Linked DNA regions of Homo sapiens: region 1 is linked to region 2. The links are chromatin loops, found by intact Hi-C in ENCODE. Cell type or tissue: body of pancreas. All regions are shown on one strand. Each heading gives the region's core, and the rest is flanking DNA. Links, peaks and the distances in the headings are about the cores only.

Evidence for each region. Hi-C counts contacts between places; a loop is a spot of excess contacts. Peaks named below come from ENCODE experiments on the same cell type or tissue, not always from the same donor. Only the 100,000 strongest peaks of a DNase experiment are listed, where the experiment ranks them.
Region 1: a loop joins it to region 2, with 3 times the contacts of the local background. A loop is called at or near these places in 1 of 110 quality-filtered maps.

Annotation. Positions count from the first base shown.
Region 1 is chr12:49,157,979-49,173,868 of GRCh38, reverse strand. No RefSeq gene overlaps it. Among named protein-coding and RNA genes, the nearest start is that of TUBA1A, 23 kb to the left of the region's middle. RefSeq lists silencers at 240-445, 3,416-3,609. In body of pancreas, for the core only: no CTCF peak of the experiment used is centred there; no DNase peak of the experiment used is centred there.
Region 2 is chr12:49,495,576-49,511,465 of GRCh38, reverse strand. SPATS2 (spermatogenesis associated serine rich 2) reads right to left here. Exons shown (of 14, transcript NM_023071.4): 8 at 14,457-14,633; 9 at 11,261-11,396. Among named protein-coding and RNA genes, the nearest start is that of KCNH3, 36 kb to the left of the region's middle. In body of pancreas, for the core only: no CTCF peak of the experiment used is centred there; a DNase peak (open chromatin) is centred at 7,635; H3K27ac peaks cover 811 bases.

The DNA of each region.
Region 1 (15,890 bases), core at 4,396-12,395, 340 kb after region 2:
CAATCCAGCATCAGAAGTAATGAATCAAAAGGTCCAGTATAAAGTTGGGCTCAGTGGCTCACACTTGTAATCCCAGCATTTTGGAAGGCTGAGGTAGGAGTATCACTTGGGCCAGGAGTTTGAGACAAGCCTGGGCAACATGGCGAGACCCTGTCTCTACAAAAAATAAATCAGCTGAGTGTGGTGGCCAATGTCTGTAGTCCCAGCTACTCAGGAGGCTGAGGCAGGAAGATCACTTGAGCCTAGGTGGTCAAGGCTGCAGTGAGCCATGATCACATCATTGCACTTCATCTTGGGTGATAGAGAGGAGACCCTATCTTTAAAAAAAATTAAATGAGGCCAGGCAGGGTGGCTTACGCCTGTAATCCTAGCACTTTGGGAGGCCAAGGCGGGCAGATCACAAGGTCAGGAGATAGATACCATCCTGGCTAACATGGTGAAACCCTGTCTCTACTAAAAATACAAAATATCAGCTGGGCGTTGTGGCACATGCCTGTAGTCCCAGCTACTCAGGAGACTGAGGCAGGAGAATCGCTTGAACCTGGGAGGCGGAGGTTGCAGTAAGCCAAGATCGCACCACTGCACTCCAGCCTGGACAACAGAACAAAAATCCGTCTCAAAAAAAAAATTAAATGAATAAAATAAAAATTAAAAGAAAGTCCAATGTAATAAGACGAAGAGGAGCTAACCCTAGAGAAAGGAGCTTAAAGAGATCAGGCCAGGTATCCAAGAAATAACACAAGGGGAAAACATCAGGGACCTAGGCAGAGGCCTGGTAGGCAGACTGACTGGCTCCCATGTTAGGGATTATATAAGGAAACAACAGCTCAATGCACCTTTGGGTGTTGGGTGTCCAGGATATTGAAGGCCAGATATTTAAGGTCTTTTTGCCTGTTGGTCAGAAACCTCCCACAATTCCTTGCCGCAAGGGCCTCTCCAAAGAGTAGCAGACAGCAAATGGCTTCCCTCAGGACAAGTGAGCAAGACAGCAAGAGAGAGCTGCCAAGATGAAAGTCACAGTCTTTTTGTAATGTAATATCGGAAGTGACATCTCATCACTTTTGCTGTAGCTAATAAGAAGTGAATCACGCATGGCCGGGTACGGTGGCTTACGCCTATAATCTCAGCACTTTGGGAGGCCGAGGCAGGTGGATCACCTGAGGTCAGGAGTTAGAGACCAGTCTGGCCAACATAGTGAAACCCTGTCTCTACTAAAATTACAAAAATTAGCCAGGCGTGGTAGCACAGGCCTGTAATCCCAGCTACTCAGGAGTCTGAGGCAGGAGAATCACTGGAACCCGGGAGGCGGAGGTTGCAATAAGCCAAGACTGCGCCATTGCACTCCAGCCTGGGCAACAAGAGTGAAACTCTGTCTCAAAAAATAATAATAACAATAATAATAATAATGAGAATTTAACCAATAAGTACATATGATTACATAGATTCTGTAATTCTTAGAAAAATCACAGATCCTGGATCTAGTTTTCTCTTCTCAGGCTTGCAAATTATAAATAAATAAAAGAAGTGCCTCTAAAAGATTCATAACCAAACATAATGCCAAGTCTTGTTTTTCTACAATATATAGTATCTCTATTTACATAAAATTATATATGTGTATATGCCTAGAGAGATGTCTAATAGGATCTTTATCAAATATTAAGAGTATTGGCCAGGCTTGGTGGCTCGCGCCTGAATCCTAGCACTTTAGGATGCCAAAGCAGGTGTATCACTTGAGGCCAGGAGTTTGAGACCAGCCTGGGCAACATAGCGAAACCCTGACTCTATAAAAAATACAAAAATTAGCCAGGCGTGGTGGCATGTGCCTGTAGCCCCAGCTACTAAGGAGGCTGAGGTGGGAGGATCTGTTGAGCCAGGAGGTGGAGGCTGCAGTGAGCTGTGATAGTGCTACTGCACTCCAGCTTAGGCAACAGAGAAAGATAAAAAACAAAAAAATTGGAGCTGATTGCTTAAGAAGTTATTTTTCCCTGAAGTACTGGCATTTAAACAGGGAATTTTTAGAAACTAAAGATTCAACTTTTAAAGAAATCTCCAGGAAGAGAATTTCAAGCACCATCTGAGCAAAGATGCTATTTTGGGTAGCTATTTTAAGTATCCTGAGCCGTTAAAATCAGTGCACAGTGATAGGCTAATAGTCACTCTTCCTACCTGAAGGCTAACTCAGTCCCTCACACTTTATCACTTGATTTTTCTTTTCCTAATATAACAGGTTTGTTGAAATATAATTCACATACTGTCCAATTCACCCATTTAAAGTATACAATTCAAGGCCAGGCGAGGTGGCTCATGCCTGTAATCCTAGCACTTTGGGAGGCCGAGGTGGGTGGATCACCTGAGGTCAGGAGTTTGAGACCAGCCTGGCCAACATAGTGAAACCCCAACTCTACTAATAATACAAAAATTAGCAGGGCATGGTGGCGCATGCCTATAATCCCAGCTACTCGGGAGGCTGAGTTGGAAGAATCGCTTGAATCCGGGAGGTGGAAGTTGCAGTGAGCTGAGATCACACCACTGCACTCCAGCCTGGGTGACAGATACTCCATCTCAAAAAAATAAAAATAAAAATAAAAAAGTAAAAAAAAAATGTTTTAAAAAAGTATACAATTCAATGGCTTTTAGTATATTAAGAGGTGTGTGATCACCACAATTTTAGAACATTTTCATCACCCCCCAAAAAAACTCTGTAACCTAGGCAACCACTATCTCCAGGCAACCACTAATCTAGTTTCTGTCTCTGCATATTTCCCTATTCTGGACATTTAATGTAGAAGGAAGCATACAATATGCAGGCATTCATAACTGGCTTCTTTCTTTCTTCTTTTCCTAATCCATTCAAGTACATCTATTTTGGAAATATTTCCATTTCAATGATCCAAATTGTGATGAGGAACACCACCAGGGCATGAAATTTTAGAATATAGCAATCTCTTTGTATTATTAATTGATATACACGCCATAAAATATACACACCATAAAATTCACCCTTTATAATTTTAAAGTCTCTAGTATATTCACCAGCTTGTGCAATATCTGTCCTTTTAAATTTTTATATTTGTCTGTTCACTAGTTCCAGAATTTAATTTTGTCATTCATCAAAAGCTCAAACTGTGCACTCATTAGCAGTCACTCCCCATTATCTCCTTCCTTGTACTAGCTCATGGCAAACACAGTAATCTACTTTCTGTCCCTATGAATTTGCCTATTCCGGACATTTTATACAAATAGAATCATGTAATATAGGGCTTCGTTATCTTAACACAAAGTTTTCTTTTTTTTTTTTTTTTGAGATGGAGTCTTGCTCTGTCACCAAGGCTGGAGTGCAATTGCATGATCTCAGCTCACTGCAACCTCTGCCTCTGAGGTTCAAGCAATTCTCCAACCTCAGCCTCCCAAGGAGCTGGGATTACAGGGACGTGCCACCATGCCCAGCTAATTTTTGTATTTCTCGTAGAGATGGAGTTTCACCATATTGGCCAGGCTGGTCTAGAACTCCTGACCTCAGGTGATCTGCCTGCCTCGGCTTCCCATAGTGCTAGGATTACAGGGGCCACTGTGCCAGGCCGAGCACAATGTTTTCAAGGTTCATCTATATTGTAGAATGTATCAGTACTTCCTTTCTTTTCTGGGGGAGCGGGGTGTGGAACGGAGTCTTGCTCTGTCACCCAGGCTGGAGTGTAGTGGCGGAATCTTGGCTCACTGCAACCTCCGCCTCCTGGGTTCAAGCAATTCTTCTGCCTCAGCCACCTGAGTAGCTGGGACTACAGGCATGCGCCACCATGCCAGGCTAACTTTTGTATTTTTAGTAGAGACTGCCTTTCACCATATTGGCCAGGCTGGTCTCAAACTCCTGACCTCGTGATCCACCTGCCTCCGCCTCCCAAAGTGCTAGGATTACAGGTGTGAGCCACTGTGCCTGGCCAGTACTTCTTCTTATTGCCAAATAATATTCCATTATAGGGATATACATTTTCTTTATTAATTGATGGGTTGTTTACATTTTTTGGCTATTATGAATAATACTGCTGTTAACTTTTGTGTACACGTTTTTGTGCAGTCATATATTTTCATTTCTCTTGAGTATACACCTAGAAGTGGAATTGCTGGGTCTTACTATAGATCTGTTTAATATTTCATGGAACTGCCAAGATATTTTCCCAAGTGGTTATATCATTTACATTCCTACTAGTAGTGTAAGAAGGTCCAATTTTTCCACATCCTTACTAAGACTTGTTATTTTCTGTCTTCTTTTATTATAGCCATCCTAGTGGGTGTGAAGTGGTATCTCACTGGGGTTTTGATTTGCATTTTCTGATGGCTAAAGACTTGAGTACCTTCTCATGTGCTTATTGGCCATTTGGGTATCTTCTTTGGAGAAGTCTACATTTAGAGCCTTTGCCCATTTAAAATTTTTATTTTATTTTTTAAATAGAGATGGGGTCTTGGCCAGGCGTGGTGGCTCATGTCTGTAATCCCAGCATTTTGAGACCCCGAGGCGGGCAGATCACCTGAGGTCAGGAGTTCGAGACCAGCCTGGCCAATATGGTGAAACTCCAGTCTCTACTAAAATACAAAAATTAGCTGGGTGTAGCAGCGTGCACTAGTAATCCCAGCTACTCGGGAGGCTGAGGCACAAGAATTTCTTGAGCCCAGGACAGGGAAGTTGCAGGTTGCAGTGAGCTGAGATTGCACCACTGCACTCCAGCCTGGGTGACAGAGTGAGACTCTGTCTCAAAAAAAAAAAAGAGATGGAGTTTCACTATGTTGCCCAGGATGGCCTCAAACTCCTGGGCTCAAGTGATCCTCCTGCCTCAGCCTCCCAAGTGCTAGGATTACAGACGTGAACCACTGCACCCAGCCTAAAATTTTATTATTCGTCTTTTTATTACTGAGTTGTAAGAGTTCTTTATATGTTCTAGATACAAGTATCTTATATATGTATAGAGAAAAATTCTCTTCAAACTGTTTTTCCTCTACTCTCAAACCACAACAATCATCAAACAGAAGACAACTTCTGTGACCAAATGTGTGGAGGATTTCTCCACACACCAAGTAGCAGATACCAGCTGGGTGTCCTCTAATTCAGTTCCTATATTATCACTCAGAGATAGTGTCAGATCCCACAGGTTGAGGGTTCAGTCCCCAAGACTGCCCCAGCCCCCGACTCTAACCCCACACACACCAGTCACAAGTTCAGCCCCCGGGACTTCTGACCGACTGGTTTCAAGTTGACGCTCCCATGACCCCTTCTTTGGGTTCGATTAGTTTGCTGGAGCAGCTCACAACACTCAGGGAGACACATTCACCAGTTTATTATAAAAGATATTGCAAAGGATACCGATAAAAAGAATAGGTAGGGTGAGGTATGGGGGAAGGGGTGTGGAGCTTCCATCCCCTCCCTGGGCGCACCACCCTCCAGTAACCTCCATGTGTTCAGCTGTCTGGAAGCTCACTGAGCCCTGTCATCTTGGGTTTTTACAGAAGCTTAAAGACATCAGCATTCCTTCTCCCAGGTTATAGGGTGGGACACTCTCATGGGAGGGTATTAAGACCTACAATCAGAAAGGTCGGGAAAGATTAGGCTGGACCTGGTGGCTCACGCCTGTAATCCCAACACTTTGGGAGACTGAGGTGGGCAGATCACCTGAGGCCAGGAGTTCGAGACCAGCCTGGCCAACACAGTGAAACCCCCATCTCTAATTAAAAAAACACATACAAAATTAGCCAGGCGTGGTGGCGCGTGCCTGTAATCCCAGCTACTCGGGAGGCTAAGGCAGGAGAATTGCTTGAATCCAGGAGCCAGAGGTTGCAGTGAGCCGAGATCACAACACTGCACTCCAGCCTGGATGACAGAGTGAGAACCTATCTTAAAATAAAAAAGAAAGAAAGAAAAAAAGGTCGGGGAAGATTAGCATGAACAGAGGGCAGGAGAACATCAGATGCCTGCCCTGAGGCTCAACACACCCAACATTCTAACAAAAGACTGTAAAGAGGGATATGGAAGTTATGAGCCAAGAACCATAGATGAAAACCAATATATAACACTACAGATATATGATTTGCAAATATTTTCTTCATTTTGTGGGTTGTCTTTTTACTTTCTTGATAGTGTGTCTTTTGAAGCAAAGAAGTTTTTAATTGTGATGAGGTCAAATGTATCTATTTTTTCTTTTGTTACTTATGCTTTTGGTGTCATACCTAAGAAGCCTTTGCCTAACTTAGCGTCATTAAGATTTACTTCTAGGCTGGGCGTGGTGGCTCACGCCTGTAATCCCAGCACTTTGGGAGGCCAAGGCGGGCAGATCACCTGAGGTCAGGAGCTCGAGACCAGTCTGGACAATATGGTGAAACCTCATCTCTATTAAAAATACAAAAATAGGCTGGGTGCAGTGGCTCACACCTGTATTCCCAGCACTTTGGGAGGCCGAGGTGGGCAGATCACAAGGTCAGGAGTTCAAGACAAGCCTGGTCAACATAGTGAAACCCTGTCTCTACTAAAAATACAAAAATTAGCTGGGCATGGTGGTGCGCACCTGTAGTCCCAGCTACTCGGGAGGCTGAGGCAGAAGAATCACTTGAACCCGGGAGGTATAGGTTGCAGTGAGCCGAGACTGTGCCACTGCACTCCAGCTTGGGCAACAGAGTGAGACTTCATCTCAAAAAAAAAAAAATAAAACTAAAAATATATACAAAAATAAGCCAGGCGTGGTGGCATGCGCCTGTAATCCCAGTTACTCAGGAGGCTGAGGCAGGAGAATCGCTTGAACCCGGGAGGCAGAGGTTGCAGTGAGCTGGAGATCACGCCATTGTACTCCAACCTGGGCATCAAGAGTGAAACTCCGGTCTCAAAAAAAAAAAAAAAGGATCACTTTTAAAAAGAGACAGCAAGAATAGAACAAGGAAAGCAGTAAGAAGTAGATTATTTTAGTGTCTGAGAGAAAGATGGCAGACATTCAGGTTATGTTTTGTTAAGTAGAGCTGACAAGATTTGCTGATGCGTTAGATGATAAATATTAGAGCAGGAGAGTGAGAGAGAGAAGTCAAGGATAACTCAGAGGTCTTTGGGCTAAGCAACTGGGTGAATAAAGGTAACATTTACTCAGATGGAGAATCCTGGGAGAAGAAAGGAGTGGTCTGTATGTGAGTGTGTGGACTGGAGTGGAGTAGAATTCAAGAGTTCTGTTTTGGACATGATAAATTTAGGATGCCTATTAGGCATCCAATCAGAGATGTAGAGTAGGCATGTGGATATGTGTTTCAGAAAATAGGCCTGGGTAGAAGATACAAATTTGGGAGCTACCAGTATATAGATATTTAAAGTCATGAGACTAGATGATTGTACATCTTTTCTTTTTTTTTTTTTTGAGATTGAGTTTTGCTCTGTCGCCCAGGCTGGAGTGCAGTGGCGCCATCTCGGCTCACTGCAAGCTCTGCCTTCCGGGTTCATGCCATTCTCCTGCCTCAGCCTCCCGAGTAGTTGGGACTACAGGCGTCCGCCAACACGCCTGGCTATTTTTTTTGTATTTTTAATAGAGACGGGGTTTCGCTGTGTTAGCCAGGATGGTCTCGATCTCCTGACCTCGTGATCCACCCACCTCGGCCTCCCATAGTGCTGGGATTACAGGTGTGAGCCACTGCGCCCAGCTGAGTGTACATATTTTCTTATGAAATTGGATTATGTGACCATATCTCTTTTTTTTTTTTTTTTTTTAGATGGAGTCTCACTCTGTGGCCCAAGCTGGAGTACAGTGGCTCAACCTCGGCTCACTGCAGCCTCTGCCTCCCGGGTTAAAGCAATTCTCCTGCCTCAGCCTCCTGAGTAGCTGGCACCTGTAGGTGCCTGCCACCATGCCTGGCTAATTTTTGTACTTTTAGTAGAAACAGGTTTTCACCATGTTGGCCAAGCTGGTCTCAAACTCCTGACCACAAGTGATTCACTTGCCTTGGCCTCCCAAAGTGCTGGGATTACAGGCATGAGCCACCATGTCCGGGCTATGTGACCATTTCTCTGTATCAGTGTTCTTTACATTTTTGCTTATCACCTAAAAAAAAGAAATTAAACTATGTAACTCCAGTCATTTTTAAGTTGATATCTAAAATTCTTCAAGTTAAGTTTAAATACGGTAAAAGCTGAGGCAGGAGGATCACTTGAGGCCAGGAGTTGAAGACCAGCTGAGACTACATCTCTACAAAATGTAAGAAAACAAGTAGCTTTGCCTGTCTTCCCAGCTACTCAGGAGGCTGAGGTGGGAGGACCTCTTGAGCCCAGGATATATATGTGTGTATATATATATATACACACACATATATGTATATGTGTGGAGATATATACATACGTAGTGTAAAATAATGTAATTTTAAGCATATTGTGGCCAGGCATGGTGGCTCCCACCTGTAATCCCAGCACTTTGTGAGGTCAAGGTGGTAGGATTACTTGAGCCCAGGAGTTTGAGACCAGCCTGGGCAACACAGCAAGACCCCGTATCTACAAAAAAATTTAAAATTAGCTGGGCATGGTGGCATGCATCTGTAGTCCCAGTTACTCAGGAGACTGAGGTAGGAGGATTGCTTAAGCCCAGAAGGTCAAGACTGAAGTGAGCCATGATTGAATTACTGCACTTAAGCCTGGGCAACAGAGCAAGACCCTATCTCCCCCGTCCCCCAAAAGAAGCATGTTGTAAATATTGATGTTTTACAGTAAAACTTACACCATTCTGTTACATCTAATGTAATCTAAACACACAGTAACTTGATGCTTACCATCATCTGTTTTTAAAAAATGACAGAATTCTGGGTTTTGAATAATATGGTGGGCCAGATATCTTGATATGCCTTCCAATAAAAATTAAAATTGCTAGATAAAATAATTTTCTTAAAAGCATTAAAAAGGTGACAAGATAGTAAGGAACCTTTAAACCAGAAGGGAGTGGAACACTAATGCCATTTTCTCTACAACCTTATAGGTGCTGGAGTATTTTATTTGTTTGTTTGTTTATTTATTTTGAGACAGGGTCTCACTCTTTCACCCAGGCTGGAGTGCAGTGGCACGATCACAGCTTACTACAGACTTGACCTCCTGTGTTAAAGTGACCCTTCTGCCTCAACCTCCCAAGTAGCTGAGCACCATCATGACTGGCTAATTTAAAAATTTTTTTTTGTAAAGACAGGTTCTCGTTTTGATGCCCAGGCTGGTCTCGAACTCTTGGGTTTAAGCGATCCTCCTGCCTCGGCCTCCTAAGGTGCTGGGATGACAGATGTGAGCCACCACGCCCAGCCTAGGTGCTAGGTAAAGTCCAGGGCCCACCCCAAGTTATAAATATAATAAGAGGCCTGCCTCATCAAAAAGTTGAGGCTCCAACTAAACCTCACAGACTGGGCAAGGTGGCTCACATCTATAATCCCAGCACTTAGGGAGGCAGAGGGAGGATGATCAGTTGAGTGCAGGAGTTAGAGACCAGCCTGGGCAACATAGGGAGACTCTAACTCTACAAAAACTAATTCGCTTGGTGTGGTGGCACACACTTGTAGTCCCAGGTACTGAGGAGGCTCAGGTGAGAGGATCACTTGAACCCAGGAATTTGAGGCTGTAGTGAGCTTTGTTTGCCCCATTGCAATCCAGCCTGGGCCACAGATTGAGACAGTGTCTCTAAAAAACAAACAAATAAAAAAGTAGAATACGGAAAGGCTGGCTGGGCGTGGTGGCTCACGCCTGTAATCCCAGCACTTTGGGAGGCTGTGGCAGGGGGATCATAAGGTCAGGAGATCGAGACCATCTTGGCTAACAAGGTGAAACTCCATCTGTACTGAAAATACAAAAACAAAATTAGCAAGGCGTGGTGGCGGGCACCTGTAGTCCCAGCTACTTGGGAGGCTGAGGCAGGAGAATGGCGTGAACCCGGGAGGCGGAGCTTGCAGTGAACTGAGATCACGCCACTGCGCTCCAGCCTGGGCAACAGAGCGAAACTCCAACTCAAAAAAAAAAAAAAAAAAAGGAATATGGAAAGGCTAGACATTAAAGAATTAAGTTTATATTGAATATTGACAATGAATAGGAAAAAATATACATAAAAAAGAACTAATACTCATTTAAGAGGTAAGAAAAAGAACAGTAAAATAAATAAAAAGTTAGGCTGGGCCTTGTGGCATGGTGGTGGCCACCTGTAATCCCAGCTACTCAGGAGGCTGAGGCAGGAGAATTACTTGAACCCGGGAGGCAGAGGTTGCAGTGAGCCGCGATCACATCATTGCACTCCAGCCTGGGCGAAAAAGCGAGACTGCGTTTCAAGAAAAAAAAAAAAAAATTAGCTGGGCACGGTGGCACACCTGTAATCTCAGCTACTGGGGAGGCTGAGGCAGGAGAACTGCTTGAACGCAGGAGGTGAAGGTTGCAGTGAGCCAAGATCGCAACACTGCACTCCAGCCTGGGCAACAAGAGCTAAACGCCGTCTCAAAAAAAAAAGTCTGACTTACCATTTTTTTTCTTTTGTTGCTTGTGCTTTTGGTGTCATATCTAAGAAAGCATTACCTAATCAAAAGTAATAAAGATTTATCTCTGTTTTCTTCTTCTGAGTTTTATAGTTTTAGCTCTTATATTTAGGTCTTTGATCCATTTTAATTTTTGTGTATGGTGTGAGGTAGGAGTCTGTATTAATTTCTCAGAGCTGCTTTTAAACCACAAACTGAGTGGCTTAAAACAAAAGAAATGTATTGCCTCATAGTTCTGTAGGCTAGAAGTTTGAAATCAAGGCGTTGGCAAGTTTGGTTCCTACCAGAGGCTCTGAGGGAGAATCTGTCCCATGCCTCTCTTCTAGCTTCTGCTGGTGCTGACAATCCTTGGCATTCCTTACTTACCTTGTAGACACCACTACAATTTCTGCCTGTGTTGCTACCGGGCATTCTCACTATGTTTCTGTGTCTTCACATGGCCTTCTTATAAGGACAGTCATTAGATTTAGGGCCCACTCTAATCCAGTAATTCCCCATCTTAACTAACTACATTTGCAAAGATTCTATTTCTAAAGAGGGCCACATTCTGAGGTTGTAAGTGGACACTGAATGTTGGATAGGGTGACACTATTCACACAGCAGAGTCCAACTACATTCCTTTGCATGTGAATATCCAGTTGTCCCAGCACCATTTGTAGAAAAGACTATCCTTTGGAGCACCTTGTTACAGCCTAGCAAGGGTGGAAGTCTAGGCTCCCCACTCAGTCTTGGTGATACAGGTAGGGGTAGGGTCACAGTTCTTTCTGTAGCACTTGGCTGGAGTACAGGAGTTGTTATATAAAGTTTGCTGTCTTGCTAGATTTTCCCTTTCCTGGTTCTTTGGCTAGTGAGAGAAGGTTTTCGTTTTTTGTCTCACCCTTCGGCATTTTTGGATTGTCAGCTTCTTCAGTTCCAAGGCTTCGAGATGTAAGGTAGGAAGAAAACCCAGGAAACTCATCACTATGTTGTTCCTTGGACCCCCAAGATCCCTAGCTTGTCTGCTGCCTTCTCTCCATCTTTCAGTCTTTTTTTTTTTTTCTTTTTGAGACAGAGTCTCACTCTTTTGCCCAGGCTGGAGTGTAGTGGTGCGATCTTGGCTCACTGCAACCTCCACCTCCTGGGTTCAAGCAATTCTGCCTCAGCCTCCTGAGTAGCTGGAATTACAGGCACACGCCACCATGTATGGCTAATTTTGTATTTTTAGTAGAGATGGGGTTTCACCATATTGGCCAGGCTAGTCTTTAACTACTGACCTCAAGAGATCCACCTGCCTCAGCCTTTCAAAGTGCTGGGATTACAGGCATGAACCATCACGCCCGGCTTTTCTTTCAGTCTTCTTATGTTTGTTTTATATATAATGTCCAGGGTTTTTAGTTGTATTTAGTGGGAGGAATTTAGGAAGTATGTCTACTCCACCTTCCCAGTGCACTTAATTTATAGGGCAATTTAAGTAGAATTAGCATCTTTGTAATCTGATACCTCCAAATAATACGTGATATATCTCTCAGTACATTAATCATAATATCTTCATAATATCTCTCAATAAAGATACTATTTTCTTGCAGATGTCTTGTTCTTTTGTTGTTATTGTTGTTGGTGTTAGTGTGAAAGAAAATAGAATCTTGGGACCCCAAACTCACTATGCCAAAGGGACATTAAGCTTGAGAGCTGAATTACTGCATTCCTTTTGTTACCAGATAGCTGTAATTTCACAATCCTGTACCATAGCCTCATTTCCTCTACTTCCCCTTTTCACATGTAAAATGTCAATTTACTGAGGCTAATCAGAGCCTCACAAGAATGTAACAATTCGCCTCACTACCTACCCTACCTCCCGTTTTCCCCCTCCTGCTTGCTCTTTCTCCTTTAAATAATGAAGTTCCCTGCCAGGTATGGTGGCTCACACCTGTAATCCCAGCACTTTGGGAAGCCAAGGTGGACGGATCACCTGAGGTCAGGAGTTCAAGACCAGCCTTGCCAACGTGGTGAAACCCTGTCTAAAGGGGGTTTTGGGAATTCTTAAATTCTAATCGTTTATATGTAAATTTTGCGGACAATTTTTGCATACATGTCATGATGTTACCAGTGGAGGGTGTCCAGGTCCCTGGTGTCTTAAACAAAGATTTGGACAAAATGTACAAAGTAAGGAAAGAATGAAGCAACAAAAGCAGAGATTTGTTGAAAATGAAAGTACACTCCACAGGGTGGGAGCAGGCCAAACATAGGGGCTCAAGGGCTCAGTTACAGAATTTTCCTGGGTTTAGGGTGTGGTGGCTCATGCCTGTAATCCCAGCACTTTGGGAGGCCAAGGTGGGCAGATCACCTGAGGTTGGGAATTCAAGGCCAGCCTCACCAACACAGAGAAACCCTGTCTCTACTAAAAAATACAAAAATTAGCCAGGCATGGCCCGTGGTGGGTGCCTGTAACCCCGGCTACTCAGGAGGCTGAGGCAGGAGAATCTCTTGAACCCAGGAGGCGGAGGGTGCAGTGAACTGAGATCGCACCATTGCACTCCAGCCTGGGTGTCAGAGTGAGACTCTGTCTCAAAAAAAAAAAAAAAAAAAGAAAGAAAGGAAGAAAAAAGAATTTTCTGGGGTTTACATCCCCTCTAGAGGTTCCCACTGGTTACTTGGTGTACGCCCTATGTAAATGAGGAGGATATTTTTTGTCATAGCTGAAGTGTTTTCATTTTCATTTGATTTAGTTCTAGGAAGTCCTTAGGTTCCCTGCCTCTAGTCCCTATTCTCCTGCCTCAGTGAGTGGTGCAAGGTTAGAGATAAGCAGGTCCTTGCATGTTTGTGTCTTTCCACAGTGTCAGGCTTTTACTGATGCTATTGCAATCACAAAAGCCAGGAGCTACACGGAGTTCCCAAGGGGGCAATCTCCTTAGTACTGTTACAGTAGGTAGTTAGACAGGCAAGAGCAGGGCAGGAGAGGGCTCCCTGCACCCACCAGGAATGTCAGGTGACCAATGGTCAGGCAGTTGTCACACTACCTATCTAAAATAATTGGTCACAGCCAGTACCAGGGAGAGGCAGTTTCCCAACAGATAAACACCTGAAATTGGTAATCAGCAGCTTCCGTAAGATCTAAGGAACTGGGCGAGTGGGCTCGAGCATGCACATTAAGAGGCAAAATGGAGGCATATGACCTTCCAGGGCATTCCACCAGAAAAGGGAAGAAAACCTCAGGTGAATATGTTTACAACTCCAGTAAACACACTGCGCATGCTCACCTGCCAGGCGTTAGTAGGCCACTGTGCATGTGGGCAGCTCACCCTAAGGCAAGAATGAAGGGAAAGGGGCACAAAATACTAGAAGTAGACCAGCATATGAAATCCAAGGTCTGGACCGGGCCCAGTGGCTCATGCCTATAATCCCAGCACTTTGGGAGGCCAAGGAGGGTGGATCATTTGAGGTCAGGAGTTCAAGACCAGCCCGGCCAATATGGTGAAGCCCTGTCTCTATTAAAAATACAAAAATTAGGGCTGGGCACGGTGGCTCACGCCTGTAATCCTAACACTTTGGGAGGCTGAGGTGGGCGGATCACGAGGTCAGGAGATGGAGACCATCCTGGTTAACATGGTGAAACCCGGTCTCTACTAAAAATACAAAAAATTAGCCAGGCGTGGTGGCAGGTGCCTGTAGTCCCAGCTACTCAGGAGGCTGAGGCAGGAGAATGGTGTGAACCCGGGAGACGGAGCTTGCAGTGAGCCAAGATCGCGCCACTGCACTCCAGCCTGGGCAACAGAGCGAGACTCCATCTCAAAAAAAAAAAAATACAAAAATGAGCCAGAGCACAGTGGCTCACACCTGTAATCCCAGCACTTTGCAAGGCCGAGGCAGGCGGATCATGAGGTCAGGAGATCAAGACCATCCTGGCTAACACGGTGAAACCTCATCTCTACTAAAAATACAAAAAAAAATTAGCCAAGGGTGGTGGCGGGTGCCTGTACTCCCAGCTACTTGGGAGGCTGAGGCAGGAGAATGGCATGAACCCCAGAGGCAGAGCTTGCAGTGAGCCAAGATCGTGCCATTGCACTCCAGCCTGGGCAACAGAGCGAGACTCTGTCTCAAAAATAAATAAATAAATAAAATAAAAATACAAAAATTAGCTGGGTGGTAGTAGTGTGCGCCCTGTAATCCCAGCTACTCGCGACGCTGAGGCAGGAGAATCGCTGGAGCCTGGGAGGCAGAGGTTGCAGTGAGCTGAGATCACTCCACTGCAGTCCAGTCTGAGCGACAGAGTGAGACCCTGTCTCATTAAATAAATAAATAAATAATCCTAGGTCCAAGGTGAAATGGGGCACTTCTCCTTCAAGTTGCCCACTTGGGTCTCTTCCAAGTGTTCTTTCCTTCCTTTTGTTCCTGGTGTAAAGCTTTTTAATAAACTTTTACTCCTGCTTTAAAACTTGCCTCGGTTTCTCCTTCTGCCTTATGCCCCTCAGTGGAATTCTTTCTTCTGAGGAGGCAAGAATTGAGGTTGCTTCAGGCCTGTATGGATTTACTGCTGATGATCTGTATACCTTCCACAGCTAACAGTACTTCCTGTTCACTCAGTAGTCAGAGCTGTGGGCACGCAAGCCAGTCAATATTGTAAACCATACATAATAGTATAATTAATCAATATATAAATGTTACAAGTTAAACATTCCATGACAAAGTAACATTTAACATCAAGAGGAGAAAGAGATAGGAGAAAGGGTTAAAGAACCAGTCCAGGCAGAACAAAGAAGAAAAGGAGTTCTGTTTTGGGCCAGTTGGTCTGCCAGTCTTGCGAGGAAGAGTCTTTGATGTGGCAGAGCCTTCGGAGGCAGATGGCAAGTTCTTATCACGAGTGACTGACTGCAAGACGGTGTCAGTTAAGATGACCATTTTGAGCTGCTGAAGGCCTCATCTTTTTTTTTTGAGACGGAGTTTTGCTCTTGTTGCCCAGGTTGGAGTGCAATGGCGCAATCTCGGCTCACTGCAACCTCTGCCTCCCGGGTTCAAGCGATTCTTCTGCCTCAGCCTCCCAAGTTGCTGGGATTACTGGCGCCCGCCACCACGCCTGGCTAATTTTTTGGATTTTGAGTAGAGACAGGGTTTCACCATGTTGGCCAGGCTGGTCTTGAACTCCTAACCTCAGGTGGTCCGCCCGCCTTGGCCTCCCAAAGTGCTGGGATTACAGGCGTGAGCCACCGCACCCAGCTGGCCTCATTTTTTTTTTTTTTTTTTGAGACGGAGTCTCGCTCTGTTGCCAGGCTGGAGTGCAGTGGTGCAATCTCAGCTCACTGCAACCTCTGCCTCCCTGGTTCAAGCGATTCTCCTGCCTCAGCTTCCCGAGTAGCTGGGATTACAGGCACTTGCCACCACGCCCGCCTAATTTTTTGTATTTTTAGTAGAGACAG
Region 2 (15,890 bases), core at 4,023-12,022:
TTCTAAAACTGCTAATGAAATTCAGCTAAATATTGCTGGGAACCTGTTTGGAACAACACTAGTTCTTATTAAGCCTGGGCCTTATTCAGTGTTGAGAATTTCCATATCCTTTCTTCAATCATGAAAGATAGATTTGGATGACTGCTTCCTGCTACTAAAGAAAAAGACTGGTAACTAAATGTTCTATATTTCCTTCCTTCCTTTTCAGGACTTCCTTACCATGTTCACATTTGCTCGACTTATTCTATAAGATGTGTTTTTTTTTTTTCTTTTTTTTGAGATGGAGTCTCGCTCTGGAGTACAATAGCATGATGTTGGCTCATGGCAATCTCTGCCTCCTGGGTTCAAGTGATTCTCCTGCCTCAGCCTCCCAAGTAGCTGGGACTATGGGCACGTGGCACCACGCCCAGCTAATTTTTCTATTTTTAGCAGAGATGGGGTTTTGGTATGTTGCCAGGCTGGTCTCAAACTCCTGGCTTCAAGTGATCTGCCTGCCTGGGATTACAGGCATGAGCCACTGCACCCACCCAATTTATCCTAAAGCTTTTGCATAATTTAGTTGCTCAGAATAGCTGTTACTGAAGCATCCCCATTGATATCTCTAACACAAATTGTGTCTATCATTTGAAGCAAGTCCTCTAATTAATATACAGATATCTAACATGCAGTTAGAGATTCTAGCTCTTGCCTTCAATAATTCATTGGTACCAAAAAATTGTTAATTATTTGTTTATAACTGTTGCATTGGAAAAATAATATTAAAATGGAAACACAACTCTTGACAATTCCACAGGTCAATTATTTCAAGGGATAATAGTCAAAACCATTCAATAATACTGTCAGAAAACATTTGTACACAATTTTATTTGCTCAAAACTTAGAATCTTTTTTTTTTTTTTTTTTGAGACAGGGTCTCACTGTCGCCCAGGCTGGAGTACAGTGGCACCATCAAGACTCACTGCCAACCTCCGCCTCCTGGGCTCAAGCAATCCTCCCGCCTCAGCCCTCTAAGTAGCTGGGACTACAGGCACGAGCTACCATGCCCAGCTAATTTTTTACATTTTTTGTAGAGATGGGGGTTTCACCATGTTGCCCAGGCTGGTCTCAAACTCCTGAGCTCAAGCGATCCATCCACATCAGCCTCCCAAAGTACTAGGATTACAGGCATGAACCGCTGTACCTGGACGATTTTTTTTTTTTTTTAAGACAGGGTCTTGCTCTGTCACCCAGGCTGGAATGCAGTGGTGTAATCATAGCTCACTGCATCCTTGACCTCCTGGGCTCAAGCAATCCTCCTGCTCAGCTTCCTGAGTAGCTAGGATTAAAGGTGTGTGCTACCACACTTGGCTAATTTAAAAAAAAAAAAAAATTATAGAGGCGGGGGTCTCACTATGTTGTCCAGGCTGGTCTTGAGCTCCTGGTTTCAACTGATTCTCTCGCCTTGGCCTCCCAAAGTGCTGGGATTATAGGTATGAGCCACCATAAATGGCCTTAAAACCTATTCATTCTAATTCCACTAACCAACCAAGCAAAAATTCAAGCAAAGCCAATGCAGACGCCTTTTTTTCTTTGAAGACGGTTTCCTCTTTCCATATAAAATAACCAAAAAAGAGAATTGCCAATAGTTTTTTTCCTTCCCTTTTTTTTTTTTTTTTGAGACTTGCTCTGTTGCCCAGGCTGGAGTGCAGTGACGTGATCTTGGCTCACTGCAACGTCTACCTCCAGGGTTCAAGCGATTCTCGTGCCTCAGCCTCCCGAGTAGCTGGGATTACAGGTGTGCACCACTCATGCCTGGCTAATTTTTGTATTTTCAGTAGAGACAGGTTTCACCATGTTGCCAAGGCTGGTCTTGAACTCCTGACCTCAAGCAATCCACCCACCTCAGCCTCCCCAAAAGGTCAGGTGCAGTGGCTCACGCCTATAATCACAGCACTCTGGGAGGCCGAGGCCGGAGGATCACTTGAGGCCAGGAGTTCAAGATGATGCCTGGCCAATATGATGAAACCCTGTCTCTACTAGAAGTACAAAAATGTGGCGTGCGCCTGTAATCCCAATTGCATGGGAGACTCAGGCAGGAGAATCGCTTGAACCCAGGAGGCAGGGGTTGCAGTGAGCCGAGATCATGCCACTGCACTCCAGCCTTGGTGACAGAGCGAGACTCTGTCTCAAAAAAAAAAAAAAAAAAAAAAAAAGAAGTTAGAACGTGAACATAAGCCACGGTTCTCATGTGACAGGCTTTCAATGGAGTAACCTTTCTTTCCTTTTCCAATAGTCAAAAGCACCTCAGTTATAAGCTAATCCAGGAGATCATGTGACTCAATGATGATATTTTATAATCTGTTTAAGGAAAAAGAACCAGTAACAATCTGTATTGCTAAGGAGTATGTTGTTCAAGTTTTTTTGAGACAGAGTCTCACTCTGTTGCCCAGGCCAGAGTGCAGTGGCATGATCTCGGCTCACTGCAACCTTTGCGTCCCCGGTTCAAGCAATTTTCCTGTCTCAGCCTCCCAAGTAGTGGGGACTACAGGTGCACGCCACCACGCCTGGCTAATTTTTGTATTTTTAGGAGAAATGGGGTTTCACCTTGTTGGTCAGGCTGGTTTCAAACTCCTGACCTCAGATGATCCACCCGCCTTGGCCTCCCAAAGTGCTGAGATTACAGGCGTGAGCTACTGCACCTGGCCTCAAGTTTTTAGTTGGCTACAGAAAAAAAAAAAAAAGGCTGAGCCAGGGCCAGGCACTGTGGCTCATGCCTGCTATCCCAGCACTTGGGGAAGTCGAGGCAGGAGGATCACTTGAGCCCAGGAGGTCAAGACCAGACTGGGTAACAAAGTGGGATCTTGTCTCTCCAAAAACATAAAAATTAAAATAAAACAAAATAAAAATGGCTGGGGTGTTAAGCCCCCTTAGTGAGTGGCTGACCAGATCCTCATTTGAAACTGTGATTTTGGCTGGGCATGGTGGCTCATGCCTGTAATCCCAGTACTTTGGGAGGCCAAGGCAGGCGGATCAGGCGGATCACCTGAGGTCAGGAGTTTGCGACCAGCCTGGCCAACATGGTGAAACTCTGTCTCTACTAAAAATACAAAAATTAGCCGGGTGTAGTGGCACACGCCTGTAATCCCAGCTACTCGGGAGGGTGAGGCAGGAGAATCGCTTGAACCCGGGAGGCAGAGGTAGCAGTGAACCGATATTGCGCCACTACATTCTGGCCTGGGAGACAGAACGAGACTCAGTCTAAAAAAAAAAAGAAACTGGAATTATGACACCAATGTCTAAAAGCTCCAGAAACCAAAAAAGATGAAAACGTGTGGTGTAGGAAGGTAAACACTGCAGAATAAAACAAACAGGAATACCTGGTAAGACAGAAAACAAAAGAATGGTGTAGTGGAAAAGTATCTTTGGGTAAAATATTTTTGTGCCCATCTTTCTCACCTATAACATGAACGTAATACCACAAGTGATAATGTTATATAGATTAGAAGCACTGTACATAAAAGTTTCTGACATACAATAAAAGCTTAGTAATTGAGCTCAGTAAATAGCGGCAGCAATTATTATTTTAATTCTTGTATTCATCTTGATTTCTCAGTTTCAGCAGAATATCTCTTTAGTAAAATGCAATCGTATTAACCGGTAAATCATTATACATTCCAGATTCATTGTACAGAAATTATTAAATAAACATGTACGCACACTAACACAGTGTAGGCAGTTATGAAGTGATGAATCAAACTAATTTTAAGTGAAAAGATCACATTGAAATTACACTCTCACTGCGATTACAACTATTCAAGAATATGTATGAATATACATAAGGAACACAAGGGAACGCAGGAAATAAAAATTACTTATGTGTTAAGGTGGTAGAATTTTGAGTTTTACTTATATCTAATAAAACGATTATAATTATGGGCAATATAGTAAAAGTAAGAGGGAATAATGAAATCTTTAAAAAAAGGAAAAACAAAATTCAGATCCCTCCATCAAATGCTCTCATTATACCTCAGCCTCTGACTTCATCCCTCGCTACTTTCACTATTGCCCCATAGCAACAGCTAGACTGTGTGTGGTCCCTACGTGTCCCTTCTATGCCTCTGCTCATATCTCTGAAATGCAGTGGTCCACCCCAACCTTTCCGCCAGTGTAAATACCATGCTTTTTACATAGCTTGATAATGATTCATTTCCCCAAAGAAATATTTTCTAATTAACCCCACCCCACAGTGGCCCTGCCTTTAATCTTAAAACCTTTCCCGCTACTCTGATCTGACCTGAAGAATCCCAGAATCACAAGGCACTACAAGTTGTGACTTAAGAATAATAGTGATTTAGGACCTTCTGAATCACAAAATCAAAAGAACATTGAATATTCAGATGGAGTATTCTTATAGTTTTACTTTATTGAACTTAGAAAATACTTTCATAGGCTCAGCCTAAATCCTGGTGCTTCTCATCCTAACCTGTTTCATAATGACTAAGTTCCTTAGTCCCTAAATTCTCCTACATTGGGGTTTCTCTGTTACATAGCCTTTAAGCTGAAGAGGAAACAATACAGATGCTCCTCGGCTTACAATGGGGTTATGTCCCAATAAACCCACTGTAAATCGAAATTTTTTTTTTTTTTTTTAAAGAGACAGGGTCTTGCTCTGTCACCCAGCGTGGGAGTACAGTGGCAAGATCATGGCCCACTGCAGCCTCCACTTCCTGGGTTCAAGCGATCCTCTTGAGTAGCTGGACTATGGGCACGTGTCATTGCGCCCAGTTAATTTTGTTACTTTCTGTAAAGACGGGATCTCATTATGTTGCCTAGGCTGGTCTTGAACTCCTGGACTCAAGTAATCCTCCTGCCTTGGCCTCTGATATGGTTTGGCTGTGTCCCCACCCAAATCTCACCTTCAACTGTAATAATCGCCAAGTGTCAAGGGTGGGGCCAGGTGAAGATAACTGAATCATAGGGGTGGTTCCCCCATACTGTTTTTGTGGTAGTAGGTCTCAAAAGAGCTGATGGTTTTATAAATGAGAGTTCCCTTGCACAAGCTCTCTTGGCTGCCACCATGTAAGATGTGACTTTGCTCCTCCTTTGCCTTCAGCTATGATTGTGAGGCCTTCCCAGCCACGTAGAAGTGTGAGTCAATTAAACTCTTTCCTTGATAAATTACCCAGTCTTGAGTATGTCTTTATTAGCAGTGTGAGAACAGACGAATACAGCCTCCCGAAGTGCTGGGATTACAGGCATGTGCAAATTGAAAATATCTTAAGTTGATAATGCATTTAATATACCTAACCTATTGAACATCAAAGCTTAGCCTAGCCTACCTTAAACATGCTCAGAACATTTATATTAGCCTGCAGTTGGGCAAAGTCATCTAACACAACACCTATTTTATAATGAAGTGTTGAATATCTGATGTAATTTATTAAACACTACACTAAAAGTGAAAAACAAAATGGTTGTATGGGTATACAAAGTATGCTTTCTACTGAATGTGTATCACTTTCATACCATCATAAAGTTGGAAAATTATTAAGTTGAACCATCATAAGTAGGGAACTGTCTGTAATATGACATGTACCAACAGTCTCTAGCCTTGCCAAGCTTTAGTGGGGAAGTGAGCCATCAATGAGGTATGAGATGAAAATCATAGGTTAATAAGTCTGAATATATACATTCAAATATTGGATCTGCAACTTAGGCAAATTGCTTAACCTAAGACATACATTTATTTTCAGTAAAACAGAATTAACAATACCTACTTTGTGGAAAAGAAATCAGGATTAAAAAAATCCAATAATATAACTGAACATGTTCAGTAAAATATTCTTCATATGTTATTACTGGTTGAGCATTCCTAATCCAAAATGCTTCAAAAGCTGTACTTTTTTGAGCACTGACATGACACTGAAAGAAAATACTCATTGGAGCAGTTTGGATTTTGAATTTTTAGATTAGGGATGCTCAACTAGTTTCTGCAGACATTCCAAAATCTGAAAAAAATAAAAATAAAAAACCTAAAACATTTCTAGTCCTAAGCATTTCAGATAAGGGATACTCAACCTGTAATTATTTTCACAGATGGTTAGAGTTAAATTTTAAATAAAAAAATATCAAGAACCATGGTGTCAAGTACTAGTAGAAACAAGATATCAACAAACTAAGCTTCAAAAACCAAAGAATGATTTAGAACTACAGTGCTATGTACATTTTTGATAATACATATTACATTAGCACATTCCTTTATTTCTACACATTTTAGATATTTTTGGAGATAATATTTTGCAGGTAGTTTGGTTCATAAAATGATTCCTAAGTTTTCAGCATCTATATGTGGCCTTTAAATGTAAGGACTTAAAAGCCTTCGGTAAGACTAAGCTTGATTTAACGTTAAAAAAAAAAGCTCTGAGCTGGGCGAGGTGGCTCACACCTGTAATCCCAGCACTCTGGGAGGCTGAAGCAGGAGGACCGCTTGAGCCCAGGAGTTCAAAACCAGCCTGGGCAATGTGGCAAAACCCCATCTCTACAAAAGATAGAAAAATTAGCTGGGCATGGTTGCACCCGCCTTGTAGTCCCAGCTACTCAAGAGGCTGAGGTGGGAGGATCCCTTGAGCCTGGGAGGCTGTAGTGAGACACGATGGCGCTACTACACTCCAGTATGGTCAACAGAGACCCTGTCTTAAAAAAAAAAAAAAAAAAAAGAAAGAAAGAAAGAAAAGAAACAGGAAAAAAAAAAACGCGCCAATAAAAGGACATAGAGGAATCAGGAAAAATTTCAAAACCTTAACCATAAACTTACATGACTTTCTGTGATATATAATCTCAAATTTCTTGATAATCTTTTTCTCTTACCCATTTCTCCTTTTAAAAAATACCTTTTGACTTTCATAAAATGGAAACTTTTTATTTAAAAGAGAAGCTGAGTGTGTATCCTGTTGGCATTTTTCATCAACACATTATAGGACAATCTTCCAAAGGAGTTTATATATTCTAGCTTCATGTTCCACTCCATATCCTGCCTCCTTAATATCCTTAAACTTAAGTCAACTAACAGCTCCAACAATGAAAGGCAGACAAATATTACTAATTAACAAGAAAAGTAAACTTGGGTCTAGAGATGATTATTGCTAAGTCACCAATAAGAAGAAATTTTAAGTTTTATACATTAGAATGCTTCTGAGTTTACCTTTCTATAGGTGTGTCAGTTTTTGTTCGGCATCAAAGTGAAAGGAGTTATCTGTATAATTTCCCTAGTGCCTTGTCAGGGGTAATGTACTTTTACTGGGGCAAATCTGTTAGAACTCTTTGCCTTTTTTTTATGCTATAACCAACACAGAAATGTCTTTCTAAGTGACATTAACTCCAAGCTCTGGTTTGGTGCCAAATGGAGTTAGCTCACTTGCCAATTATGTCTTGAAGTAGCGGCTACAAGGAACATTGAAATAAGGTGGTTTATAAACTCAATCAACCAGAGCAAAGGGCTTTATACTAGCAGGAAAGGGCAGGTAATCTCTTTCCTCAAGTTAAATTGACCTGGTTGTTACGTCAGCTAATCAATCCTAAATACACAGTTCCCAGGTAGGAAACCATTTCATTTGTCATTTATTGAAGGAGGCTCCTCCTGGCTGGGTTCCAGTCAGCAGGAATTCACAAATCTCTCTCCCGGAACTGCGTTTCCTGCTGGTTCAAGCTTGTTCCGAATGGAATCAGATCCTGTGACTAAGTAATCAGTAAGCTGAACAATCATGGAGACCAGAGGCTTATCAAAGCAAAGTTGTGATGACCTACTACACTTAGCTCTTTCTTTTTTCTTTTTTTTTTTTGAGATGGAGTCTTGCTCTGTCGCCCAGGATGGAGTGCAGTGGCGCGATCTTGGCTCACTGCAAGCTCCTCCTCCCGGGATCACGCCATTCTCCTGCCTCAGCCTCCTGAGTAGCTGGGACTACAGGCGCCCGCCACCACGCCCGGCTAACTTTTTGTATTTTTAGTAGAGACGGGGTTTCACCTTGTTAGCCAGGATGGTCTCCATCTCCTGACCTCGTGATCCACCCGCCTCGGCCTCCCAAAGCGCTGGGATTACAGGCATGAGCCACCGCGCCCAGCTCTTTTTTCTTTGTTTTTTGAGATGGAGTCTCGCCCTATCGCCCAGGCTGGAGTGCAATGGCGCGATCTCAGCTCACTGCAACCTCCACCTCCTGGGTTCAAGCAATTCTCCTGCTTCAGCCTCCCTAGTAGCTGGGATTACAGGTGCACGCCACCACGCCCGGCTAATTTTTGAATGTTTAGTAGAGATGGGGTTTCACCATGTTGGCCAAGCTGGTCTTGAACTCTTGACCTTGTGATCTGCCCGCCTTGGCCTCCCAAAGTGCTGGGATTCAGGCATGAGCCACTGTGCCCAGCCAGCTCTTTATTTTCTAAACAAGCCAACAATATCTTATATGACAAGAATGCAGTGCAAAGGGCATGGTGCTTCCTCCTAGAGGTTCAGAAAGGGGAAAAATCAGTTACCTAAAATAATTTCCAGAAGTTAGACCTTAATTTAAGGAAAGTTTGGAGAAATGGTGGGATTTAGATAAATACAGAGGAATAGGAGAACATTTTCAGGCTGGGAAAGTGGCATTAACTAGTAGATGGAAGAGGAAATGTGAATGTTAAGTTTTGAGACAATGAGTAATCTGGCAGGAGCAAAAATATGTGTCAAGAAAAACAGAAGACAGCCAGGCGCAGTGGCTTATGGCTGTAATCCCAGCACTTTGGGAGGCCTAGATGAGAGGATTGCTTGGGCCCAGGAATTGGAGACCAGCCTGGGCAATATGGTGAAACCTCATCTCTACAAAAAATTAAAAAATTAGCCAGGTGTGGTGGCACATGCTTGTAGTCCCAGCTAGGGGACTAGGGAGGCTGAGGGTGGGAGGATGGCTTGAGCCCAGGAGGTGGAGGTTGCAGTGAGCCATGACCGTGCCACCGCACTCCAGCCTGGGTGACAGAGCCAGACCCTGTCTCAAACAAACAAAGAAAAACAGAAGACATGACATTAAATTCCTAGCCATAAAACCTGAAAAGTAAAACTTAGAGTTCAGGACAAGGCATGGGTAGACTAAGATGAATTATCTAGCCCCAAAGTAAGTTTTGGTTCTGATGATTTAACTTTTTGGAGGCATTATTTCATTTTGATTAACTACTCCTCTGCAATTCCAGAGACCAGGAGGACTGAGGGGACCTACACTCTCCTCTATCTCTTATATGTTGTGGCAAAAGTGACTAGACTAAATTTGTGAACAGAGACACAGTTAGGTATAACCTGAGGGAACAGTCTACAGGCAGCAAGAAAGCATGTATGGTTTGTTCTTTTCATGAACACTTCCTGTCATATTTCAGATCTAGACAGTTACTAAAAATAAGTATAATGAACAAGTTCTAAGTCTCAAAACATCACCCTAGCTGCTTGTCTTCCTGTCATTTTAATATGGTCCTTAAGTCTTTTCTAGTTTCAAAAAATCCCTTATAAAATACCTCCCACAAAGGAGCTAGAATTTAAACATCTGTTAACACCAGCTGGGCACGGTGGCTCACTCCTGTAATCCCAGCACTTTGGGAGGCAGAGATGGGCAGATCACCTGAGGTCAGGAGTTCGAGACCGGCCTGGCCAACATGGTGAAACCCCATCTCTACTAAAAACACACAAAAAATTAGCCAGGCATGGTGGCACATGTCTGTAGTCCCAGCTACTCCGGGAGGCTGAGGCAGGAGAATGGCTGCAACCTGGGAGGCGGAGGTTGCAGTGAGCCAAGATTGGGCCACTCCACTCCAGCCTAGGCGACAGAGACTCCGTCTCAAAAAACAAACAAAACAAAACAAAAAAACAAATATCCGTTAACACCTTAATATCTAACAGTTAAAACAGCTTCAGTGTTCCAGGAAACATTAGAATATTGCTATGGTTTGAATGTGATCCCCAAAGCTCGTGTGTTGGAAACTTAATCCTCAGTGCTACAGTGGTGAGAGGTGGGACCTTTAAGAGATGATTAGGTCATGAGGGGAGAGTCCCACAAATGAATTAATTTTGTTATTGAGAGAGTGGGTTCATTAGAAAATTGAGTTTGGCCCTCTCTGGCTCTCCCATGCATGCTCCCTTGCCCTTCTGCCATCTGCCATGGAATGACACAGCAAGGTCCTTGCCAAGATGTGGGCCCCTTGACCTTAAACTTCTCAGACTCCAAAACTGTAAAAAATAAATCTCTATTCACTATAAATTACCCAGCTTCAGGCAGATCACTTGAGCCCAGTAGTTCAAGACTGGCCTGGGCAACATAGTGAGACCACATTTCTACAAAATATTTAAAAATTAAAAAATGAGCCAGGTGTGGTGGTACATGCCTGTAGTACCAGCTACTTGGGAGGCTGAGGTGGGAGGATTGCTGGAGCCCAGGAGGCTGAGGCTACAGTGAGATGTGATCGTGCCATAGCATTCCAGCCTGGGTGACAGACAGAGTAAGACCCTGTCTCAAAAAACAACAATAATAATAATAATTAATAAAAGGGCACTTTATTGGAGTGGCATAAATTAAAAAGGATGGAAGAAGGTAGGAAAGCAAAGACAGATTTTTTCTACTTTATAATTTTGTTCAAAAACATACATCATGTCATTTGTTATAGGATCTTAGTTTAAAAGGAGACTTTTTTTTTTCTTTTCTTTTTTTGAGACAGAGTTTCGCTCTGTCGCCCAGCCTGGAGTGCAGTGGCGAGATCTTGGCTCACTGCAAGCTCCGCCTCCCGGGTTCACGCCATTCTCCTGCCTCAGCCTCCCGAGTAGCTAGGACTACAGGCGCGCGCCACCACACCCAGCTAATTTTTTGTATTTTTAGTAGAGACGGGTTTTCACCGTGTTAGCCAGGATGGTCTTGATCTCCTGACCTCAAGATCCGCCCACCTCGGCCTCCCAAAGTACTGGGATTACAGGCTTGAGCCACCGCACCGGCCTAAAAGGAGACTTTAAAGTATATGATCTACTCTATAATTATGTGTCCCTTTCCAAACAATATTAAACTCCAGCTCATTTCTAGAGCATTGTGAGTTATCTGTACCATTCTCACACTGTGACCAAGAGAAATAGAACAAAGCAGAAAGCTAAATATACCATAGGATTTATAAGTCTCTCCTACTATGTAGTTAGTCATGAATGAATGAACTTGGGGAATGGCTGACCATCTTTATATTTATATATGATCATTTTTATGCTACTGATATCAAATGCAGCTTAAATTACCAGCTCTCCAATTCAGCAAAGGCTTGTTTCATTTTCTTAATGGAGGCATCCATCTCTTCTTTAACTACAACTCGATACCGTGCAAGAGACACTGTGCAGCGCTGGAGGTCTTTTACAGATTTTTCAATATTGGAACCTTGGGGAAAAAAACCGAAATATTAAAAAAAAAAAAAGAATAATTATATAGGTAACTTGAAAGTCGGATCTGAACACCAAAGCCAAATGTCATGTAGACTAAGAATCTTTCCTAAATAACCACCTTCCCCAATGAGAAAAACATGTTTTTATAGATTTTTGGAAAAAAAAGGATCCTGGTCAAGATGGAATAATAATAATTGGATTTATTCTTCTATCTTAAACAACTAAAAACATACAAAGACAAAATATATGAAACAATGGTTTTCAGACAATGTGTAACAGGTAGTACTTTTCCCGAGACAACAGAAACAAATGAAGTGAGGCCTATGATTGCCCCAACTTGCTGCCTCAATAGTTTCTAGGCTACAATGCAGGGAGGAGAAATCCTCAACAGCCTGGTGGACCCCCTGAATTGAAGGGACAAAGTTGGGAATTTGGAAAGGCCAAGATGGCTGAAATTCTGGGGCAGAGTATTGGTGAGGAAAGAGCTACACACATGAGAGAGCTGCACGGAGATCCACAGAGGATTCTGAGTGTGGACCAGTGCATGAGTATAAAGAAACTACCCAAGACTGGAAAGACAACAGGCAAAAAAAAAACAAAACAAAACCAAAGAACCACCAAAAAACAAAACAAAACAAAACAAAACAAAACAAAACAAAACAAAACAAAACAACCAGGCAGAACAATCCCCAGAGCTCACCAGGCCAGGGACAGTTTGTGCTCACACCAGCCAGAGTGGAAAAACCTCACAATATATGGCAGGCAGAGTAGTTGGAAGGATACTGCCTCAGCAACAGGGCAAAATTATTTCTAGACTAAAGGCTGCTCTAGTCCCACCTAAAAAAGCTTAAAAGAAACAGAAAAATATGACCTATAAGTAAGAGAAAAAATCAATCACAGAGGCAGATGCGGAAATGACACAGATGATAGAATTGAGTAGAAAAGGACATCAAACAGCTATTATAATTAGATACTATAGGGCCAGGTGTGGTGGCTCACGCCTGTAATCCCAGCACTTTGGGAGGCCAAGATGGGTGGATCACCTGAGGCCAGGAGTTCAAGACCAGCCTGGCCAGCATGGTGAAACCCTGTCTCTACTAAAAATACAAAATTAGCTGGGTGTGGTGGCACGCACCTGTAATCCCAGCTACTCGGGAGGCTGAGGCAGGAGAATCACTGGGAGGCGGAGGTTTCAGTGAGCTGAAATCACACCATTGCACTCCAGCCTGGGTGACAAGAGTGAAACTCCATCTCAAAAAAAAAAAAAAAAAAAATAGATACCATATGTTCAAGAAGGTAGAGGAAAGCATAAGCGTGGTAAGAAGAGATATGGAAGATATCTTAAAAGACCCCAGTTGAACTTCTAGAGACAAATAAAACAATGCCAGAGACATATACTGCATAGAATTAACAGCAGAATAGAAACTGTTAACAAAAGATGAATACAGTTGAAGACAGCAGTTTTACAAACTATCCAAAATGAAATGAAACACACAGAGAAAAAAGACTTTAAAAAAGGTACCAAATTTTCAAAATTCCTTAAGTTACAGGATTTAATAGAATATAATTCACCATGTGGACATTACAAAATTAAAATGTTCTGTCTGTATAGTACACTTCAAAGCACTGTATATATGAGGAAGCCAGCTTTGTAGAAAAGGATGGACTGCATTTACCTACTCAACACATTTTAACCAATTTCCAAGAGTTCTATTTACCTTTCTATATTCACCAATCCCCAAATTACATATATAATTGATTGCTGGAAACATGGATCTAAAAAGTTTGTAACTATGCCAAGATATGCATTTCCAATTTTTTTATTTAAATTCTTCCTCATCTCAACTTGATTTTATTTTTTAGAATCCACCTAAAAGCTTTCAAGCCTTGTGCGCATATATATATATATATATATATATTTTTTTTTTTTTTGGCTTGATTGGATAGTCTCAAACCTGCTGATCTGCAACAGGCTGAGGGCTACCAGAACAATGAAAAAGGGGAGCTTACCTAATTAAAATTTGGCTCATGTGTAATAAATAATTCCATAAAGAGCTACTGATTACAAGTGTCCTTTATATTTCTATGTTTCATTTGTTTAGTGGAGTGGACCACCATGCTTAGATGTATGAAACTCAGATATAGGAAACACAGGGTATTATCTCTGTCTGCTGAATTACTGGCTGTTTGTTTAAATGATTATTGTAGTTTTCTTTTTTTTTTAAGCAAAGAGCTATCACCAGTCAACGCCACATACTTAAGAGAAAATGACCTTACTTTTTCTAAGCTAGAGTCTGTCAGAGGACTCTAGCTCAGTAAGAGCATGAAGTTATGAAGAGGAGTGAAAATATTTCTTTAAAATGTCAATGTTGGCTGGGCGCAGTGGCTCACGCCTGTAATTCCAGCACTTTGGGAGGCCGAGACAGGCGGATCACGAGGTCAGGAGATCGAGACCATCCTGGCTAACACGGCGAAACCCCATCTCTACTAAAAATACAAAAAAATAGCCGGGCATGGTGGCACTCGCCTGTAGTCCCAGCTACTTGGTAGGCTGAGGCAGGAGAATGGCATGAACCCGGGAGGCGGAGCTTGCAGTGAGCCAAGACTGCGCCACTGCACTCCAGCCTGGGGGACAAAGTGAGACTCAGTCTCGGGGGAAAAAAAAAAAAAAAGTCAATGTCAGAGAAGGTAGAGCTTTTACTTGTTGGGTCAACCAGAAGATAAAAATGAAAGAAATAGCACCAAAACGTTGCAATAAAGCAAATAAAGAAACAGGTTAATGTTAGCAGGTAAATCATTCTGGCAGTAGAGTTTGACTTTAATTCACAAAACGTGCCGTCGTAAGTAGATTGTACAGCATTTAAACTACTTTCAGACTCCAACTGTGTACACAAAGGTTAGGGGAAGGGCTGAGTAGTCAGTCACTGTCTGGAAAATGGAAAAATATTAACTGATGCCCTTCTGAAACCTTATTTATGGCAACAGAGATAATTTGCCCTCTTTAGCCAAAAACACAGATTTTTCATTTTCTCTCACAGGTGGGCCTCTGACTTACTTAGCTTTTTACTGGTGGCGAGGGGAACATCTTCCATCCCCATATTTGAAAACTGAGTTTCTGTGGTAGGTCTTGAGAGAGATTTGGCAGCATTCCTGGGTTGTTGAGAATTGTGAATAGAGTGCATAGTCAAAGACTTGGTCTCAAAATCAGAGACACCATTCTGCAGCATGGATCCTGTCCAAGAAAGAGGACTGTACTTTAGAGCACAATTTAGGAGTAAACCAGTCATTCTTAAGTACACAAAGAAAACAGGTAAAAATGTTTGAGGCAAAACCATGCCTCTTAAAAGACTGTAAACAAAATCAACTGAAACAATAGAACAAAGATCAGAATCAGCTGGGTATGGCTATCGGCAGCTTCGGGCTTAGTCTTAAGTGGCGTCCGGAATGAAGAGAAGAGTCTGTGGCAACACATCTTTAGATAGGGAGCTCAATCCCTGTGGCTCTGTGGCTTCTTTGTAGCTTGGTAGTTTCTATGTAAGTCTGGCACAAGGAATCAAAGAAAGTCAGTATCACCAACTTCTGCAAGCCTCCATGTTAAGAAAAAAAGAGTTTTAAACTCTCTCGAGGAAAGAAGAATTTAAAAAGCTTTAGGGGCCAGGCATAGTGGCTCACGCCAGTAATCCCAGGTATTCAGGAAGCTGAGGCAGAAGGATCACTTGAGCACAGGAGTTTAAGACCAGCTTGGGCAACAGAGAGAGACCAGGTCTCTCAAAACAAACAAACAAACAAACAAACAACAACGCTCTAGGGGATAGAAGTGTAATAAGTTAGGAAGAGTTAGGAAATGAGAGGAAAGCTAGTTCAGAAAAAAATGGAAACCACTGGCTATTGTTGGTTTGAGTCAGTGCAATGTTTTTCTCTAAGTCTTTTTTTGTGTATGTGTGTATACTAATCAATAAAAGAACACCTAAACAGCACAGCATAAATCTTATATTGGCATTACACTTCTAAAGCCAGGAGCAGCAGGGCAGGGGAACTGGATTAACAAGTAATGTTTTAAAAGAGAAATTTCCAGTATCTTACCCTCAAAAAAATGGTTAACAAAGAAAGGTACAAGATATGTGAATTTACAACTAACACTAATCTTAATTCTTCACTAGAAAACAAATGTGAGACTATAAAAACCAACAGCCTAGTTCTCACAAAAGCTGAAATTATCATTATTATATTTCTCACTATGTTGGGTCTTAAAATAATAATATCAACATCATCATCTTCCTGAATAACTCCACAATTTTTAAAAAACAACTTAAAGTCACCTTCTGTAGTCTCTAAATACTGAGGTATTTCTCTGCTATTAACCCATTTATGCCGGAGGCTGCAATTTTTTTAATTTTTGCATGAGTGGAAAAATTAGATCTTGGCGATGACCTTGAGCAGTAGGATATGAATAACTCCCACATGCTCAGCGTTCCAATAATGGAACACT